2 separate regions of the Homo sapiens genome follow, and region 2 is linked to region 1. Evidence: chromatin loops called from intact Hi-C (ENCODE). Cell type or tissue: sigmoid colon. All regions are shown on one strand. Each heading gives the region's core, and the rest is flanking DNA. Links, peaks and the distances in the headings are about the cores only. Region 1 overlaps LINC01448 (long intergenic non-protein coding RNA 1448). Region 2 has its middle 250 kb from the start of INHBA.

Region 1 (2,914 bases), core at 132-2,631:
TCAAGCCAGATGACTTTTCATATTCACACCAGCTGTTGGCATATGCTGAGTTTTACTTTATTTCCTTCTCCTGGGAGTCATTCATTAATAGGTATAAAGAATTGCCCTAAACATTTTTTTTGGCAACTTCACATTTCAATCCACAACTGCTAGACACACTAAAGTATTATATTTGCAGTTAGCCTATGCAGCGTGCAGATTTTTCCTAATAGAGTTCTACTTTAAGTCTGCCTCTGTTCTTATCCATAGAAGGGGAAAACTTAAGCCAAAAAGGAAAAAAAAATTGGATGATTGCCACATATCTCTGCAAATATGGGTTGGACGTGAAATAATTTAAAATGCGGTAAAACTTAGTAATTTAGCATATGGGTTAGTGAACATGCACATATTTTGCCAAGAGCCTGCACACAGATGAAAAGCCCATTTTCTAGACGCCAATTCATGGGGTTCTACAAGCCCCTTGTTTACTTTATTCATTGCAGAGCCTATTTTTATTTGTAGTTTTTGTGGCAAAATTGTTGGTAGCAACTATAAAACCCAGGCAAAAGTCTTAGGAATGATCCTTTGCTACCCACATTTATATCAGCAATCAGCGGGGTTGGGGGGTGGGCGGGGAGAAAGTGGATAAAGCAGTGAAATATAGACCTGCCAAGTGATTGCAAAAATTAGGAAACTCCTCTTGAAAGAAAGTAGTGGGTTATATACGGATGTTCTAACCTTTCATGTGTTGGATGTACCCCAGAAGTTATATATCTCTGTTGTCAGCAGCCACATGGAGGTAGATAAGGGGAGAGATTCCAGTCTCTTTCAGCATTCTGTGTATCATTTCCATGTACAAATATCTGCTTCAGTGTCAGCAGTTCTGTACAGAGAAAAAGCACGTGGAAGGGACGAAAGAACAGAGCAGCCAGGTTCCAAAGAACAGAGCAGCCAGGTTCCGAGTAGATAAGGCTGTCTGTCACCTTTTCAAGATTGACCTCAGCCTTTCAGGAAACCGAGGTAACAACATGAAACTAGTGAATTCCAGTGGAGAAACACTGAGTTGAATATTTTCAGCATCCTGGGTTTTCCAGGATTTTCACAAGTGAGAAATGCAGAGACGATGGTGATAGGGAAGCTCCAGCCTGGGCCACACAGCAGCGTCAGTGCCTGCAGGACAGCAGCTGGCACTGGTGGTGGTGAAGGCAGCGAGGCTGGTCCGAAGAAACAGAAGGAGCAGCAGATACTTTTGAACCTCATGTTAATACTCTAACAAAATCTCTTTTACTTCATTTATTACAAATTGGCAAAGGAAAAAGAAACCATGTTAACCAAACAAACAAAAACAATAAAAAGTTAAAAATAACAGAGCAGAAAGCATGACTGCAGAGTGCCAATGGTCATTGTTCTCTTTAGCTTGTGCTACTTAAGAAAGCTTCATCTGCTTTTTACTTTTTTGTTTTCCAGATTTTCTGTGATCACTTTCTTTCTCTTCATCCTCATGTATTTAATTTTTGTACTGATTTATTTATTAATCTGTGTTTTAAAAAATCATATCATGTTTCAATGTCGTGAGGTTCTATTAAGCTTAGATTGTAAATATTATATTCTAGAGAATTTACTGAGTCAGAAGAGAGATGAATAAAGCCAAGTTCATCAGTCGAAGCTTCAGGGACATTTAGATAAATAAACATAATCATTGCATTGACAATAGTTAAACACCATCTGGTGAGGATCAGTTCCTGAAATGGAAAAGCTGGGAGCCAAGTGAGTAAAGTGGGAGAGAGACTCCTTCTGGTCAGGGAAAACATAGAACTTGGGTTCAGCGTGGGAGTACTGCATTTTTAAATTTCTGTCTTAGCATCTATGGTTAGCGAAACCGTCCCCCTGCTCCCTAATAGAGAAGTCACTTTGAAGGTAGGTGGTGGCAATGTGGAGCTCTGACAGATAAGAGACCTCTAGAAATCAAATCCTTCATTACTGCTTCCCAATGAATCTGAAGTCATTGGAAATAGCAGAAAAATTATGTAAGTGCTGTGACATCTTACTCAGAGTTAATGGGGTTTCTCGTATACCTGCTATGTGCCAGGCATGGTGCTGGAGGCCATAAAGTCATGTGACCTTGAAGGACTTTTGGCTCCTACCATCAAGTTTTGGAAGAAGTTGAAAGGAGTCTTTGATAAAACTTGGTGAAACTCCAAAGTTAAATTAAGCAACAATTGATAAGAACTGGGGACCCATTTCTGCCTTGGCTCACATGATTACTTGCTCTTTCCTATTTCTCCTCCTTCTTTCTGGCCCTGATAATCCTGACAGTCCCCATTCCTGGTTTGGGCAGTGCCACCCGGCACAGAGTAAGAACTGGGCTGTCCAACCATGGACCCAAAGGGAGTCACAGCCAGACCTCAGAGGATTCTCAGCTTTCAAACCTATAGACCTGGATGCCAGGCCTCATTCTTTCACTTTCCATCTCTGTGACTATATTCATCAAAGCTTTCCCAGGAAATGGAACCAATAGGATTATCTATCTATCTATCTATCTATCTATTCATCTATCTATCTATCCCTCCATCTATCTTTCATCTATCATTACCTAAAGAGATTTATTATAAGAAATTGACTTATGAGATTATGGAGGTTGAGAAGTCCAAGATCTGCAGTTGACAAGCTAGAAACCCAGGAGAGCTGATAATGCGATTCCAGTCCAAGTCTGAAGCCCTGAGAAGCAGGAGAGTTGATGGCATAACTTCCAGTCAAAGTTTGAAGGCAGGAGAAGAGCCCTGTTCCAGCTCAAAGACACTCACAGAGAGAGAGAGAGTTCTCCCTTCCTCAGCTCTTTTGTTCCAATCAGGCCCTCAACAGATTCAATGAGCCCCACACACATTGAGGAGGGCACTGTGCTTTACTCAGTTCACCAATTCACATGTCAATTGCA
Region 2 (2,914 bases), core at 281-2,780, 740 kb before region 1:
CAAGGGTGGTGCTTTTCTGAATTCTGTGAATGGTTCCAAAGAATTATCAACCTGAGGGGGTTAGGGAAACCTCTGAATTTGTAGCCAGTTGGTCAGAAGTATGAACGGCCCTGGGAACCCCCTCAACTTCTGGCTGGCATCTGAAGTCGGGACTGTCTTGTGGAGGACTGAGCTCTTAATTCATGGGGTCTACGCTGACACCAGCCTCCACATAGTTGATGCCAGAACTGAATTGCAGAATTGAATCCAGCCAGTTGGGTTGGTGTCAGAGCACCACCTTTTCTTTACCCTTTTTGTACTCCTTCTCAGGAGTGGAAACCCTGTGACTGAATGAAGCTAAAATTCTAGTACACAGGGCTGGTAAGGCTGGATTAAAATCAACTTGTTTTCCAAAGCCTTCCTTTTGGCTCAGTGTTAAATCTACTTGATTTAGGATAGCCTCAGAATGCATTTCAAAAAAGTTGGAATCATCACCCTGTTGGAAGCTGCCGGGTGTTCAGCTGGAACAGTGGGAAATCATATTACCTTGTCTAAAACTGCAGAGCTAGTGAAGAAACTCTGGGTCAAGGGAATCCAAGGAAAGTCTGTTCCTTGACCTTCGGTCTTGCAGGTCAGCAGAATGTTCTTCTCCCCTTTGCCTTGAAGGCTCTGAGAGAGTGTTGTTACTGTCCTGTAGATGAGGCAGAGGTGGGTGAGAAAGGGTCTGGGCTATTATCTCAATTCAAAAGACACATTTATCTAAGCTCAAAGGGGAAGGAGCTTGGATTGTATCTTTGGTTTTTGTTCTTTGCATGAACTTCAGAAGAAATACTTATCATATTTCATGACTTCATCTTTGGACAGATGTGGATCAAATGGAAGGTGTCTCGGGGACCTGGGTTCATAAAGCAGTGAGTTTCTGAAGAGCATCAGGGCTAAGAATGGCTGAGCAATAAATCTGTAACTTACAGTCACCCCAGAGAGCCTGAGATATCCAAGGCATGAGAGAAAGAAGTCTCTTATTTAGGAGAATATAGCCAATCCTTGAGCTATGACATACACACTGGGCTTTTTTGTTTGTTCTTCAGCCAATACAATTTTTCTTGCCTACCCAGTTTGCCGCTTAATAAAAAATTCTCTCTGGGCAATGCATCTAGGTATATTTTGGATAAATATTTGGGGGCGTCAGAATCATCTTCAAATGAAAATGTAAGCATTTCTTGTCTTGGCTCACTGGGGATAGCAGCCACAGCCTTCTTATCTTGGTAGTAAGTGAGGCAGCTCAGTTCCTTTTCTTCTTCCCCCAGGGCCCTGGCCTGTCTCCAGCTCTGCGCCTCAGCGGGGGAGGAAGAGAAGGGAGGTAGCTGGCTGCTTGTCTCCAAACAGCAACGGAATGCCTTGGCCTGGCTGTTCAGTAATCCCCTGCCAGCTGGCTGCCTCCCTTTCCTCTGGGAACTCAGTGAATCACACCTCCGCAGCGCGTTTGGCTCTTGCAAGCCCTGAAGGGCTGGAGGCTTGTGCCTGCCAGCTCCGAGGAGCTGCAGCCCAACTTCTGAGCATGGATCATGTCGGGACCCTGGAATTTCTGAGCACAGGAGGCTTTCCAGCTGCAGGGGAAGAACACTCATCTGGAGGCACTGCAGGATTCAAAGTGGGTTGGGCTGTTCACAGGGAGGGGGCGAGCGCTTTTTCTTTCCCCATCTTTTCTTAGGGACCCTTCCAGGAGCAGAGGTTTTTGCGTGTAGGGAAGCAAAGTAGGAGAAGAGTGCTTAGTCCTCTTCCTGTATCTGCTCCATGATGACCTCAGATAAGGTAAACCTTGCATATGCTCTCCAGCCATCAGTCAGGGCATGAGCAGAGCCCCAGGACGGTTGCACCATGTCCCACGTATGACCAAATGCGTATTTGGAGTTTTTATTTCAATAGTTCAGGAACAGGCATACAGAAGGGAGGTAACTGCTGAGATGTCCCTTCTACCGCTGGCGTAGAAGCATGCATTCTAAAACTGGATCTTTTTCAAAGGTAGGGATGTGATCAGGTTTTAGCTTCTTCCAATTGGAGTGACTAGAGGGTCTTTCTTTAGATGGGGTAGGAGGACAAAGGCCGAAGCGGCGCAGGAAGAGAGCAAAGCCAATCCATCCATGCACATTCTCCTATCCAGGCATGCTAAATGCTTCCTGAAGTTAACAGCAAGCCTCGGTTCCAAACGGAGGGCCCCAGGGTGAGGCTGGCCAGCTCTTCGGCACTGCAGTGCTCCTTCTAGTCGGGTTAGCAGACTTGCCAGGCCACTTCTCAGCCACAGGCTGGGAAGTCTCAAGTAGGAGAAGGGAAACCAGGAGCAAGAGGGAAGTGTGAGCTGAGCCCCACAGAGCCGCGGCAGGGTGGGAAGTCGAGGTACCTGTGAGGAAATTAACCTGGTACTTCATTACAATATTCCTGTAGAGTGAAAGGAAAAAAACTAGGTCCATGCCCTGCTCACGGGGAATTCCACATACAGTTCCCTCCTTACTTGGTGAAGAGCTGGTGATGGCAAGTCCTGCTTCTTGGCCCCAGTTCTCCCCAGCATCCCACCTCTGTGGTCACGGTCTTCCTTTGCAGGGGTCAGGCTGGAACCGGCCTCCTGGGGGCTGGGAGGAAGCTGAGGGAAGAGTGCATCATTCCTGACCTCTGCAGCCCCTCCCTTGCCCACTCTCCTGCTTTCTTCCTGCAGGGAGGGAGGAGGAACTTGCAGAATGGGAGGGGGGTCTGGCCGCTTGAGGAACCCAGCAGCAGGGCAGCTGTGGGCCCCATGAGAGTCCGAGGGCACCCCAACCACCTCCAGTCCTTCTCCAGCACCCTCCTTGCATGCCACTCCTGTCATTGCCAAAGGGTGTTTTACAGAATTATTTTTCCTGAAAAGATCAAAATAATCTCCCCCCACCACCCCTGAGGCTTG

The links. A loop is a pair of places that touch in the nucleus more often than their neighbours do. Peaks named below come from ENCODE experiments on the same cell type or tissue, not always from the same donor. Only the 100,000 strongest peaks of a DNase experiment are listed, where the experiment ranks them.
Region 2: it touches region 1 in a loop (3.0-fold over the local background); 34 of 110 quality-filtered maps call a loop at or near these places.

The regions. Positions count from the first base shown.
Region 1 is chr7:42,698,840-42,701,753 of GRCh38, forward strand. All of the region lies in intron 1 of LINC01448 (long intergenic non-protein coding RNA 1448), which reads right to left. Among named protein-coding and RNA genes, the nearest start is that of LINC01448, 6.2 kb to the right of the region's middle. In sigmoid colon, for the core only: no CTCF peak of the experiment used is centred there; a DNase peak (open chromatin) is centred at 1,177; H3K27ac peaks cover 468 bases.
Region 2 is chr7:41,954,682-41,957,595 of GRCh38, forward strand. No RefSeq gene overlaps it. Among named protein-coding and RNA genes, the nearest start is that of INHBA, 250 kb to the left of the region's middle. In sigmoid colon, for the core only: no CTCF peak of the experiment used is centred there; DNase peaks (open chromatin) are centred at 491 and 1,390; H3K27ac peaks cover 686 bases.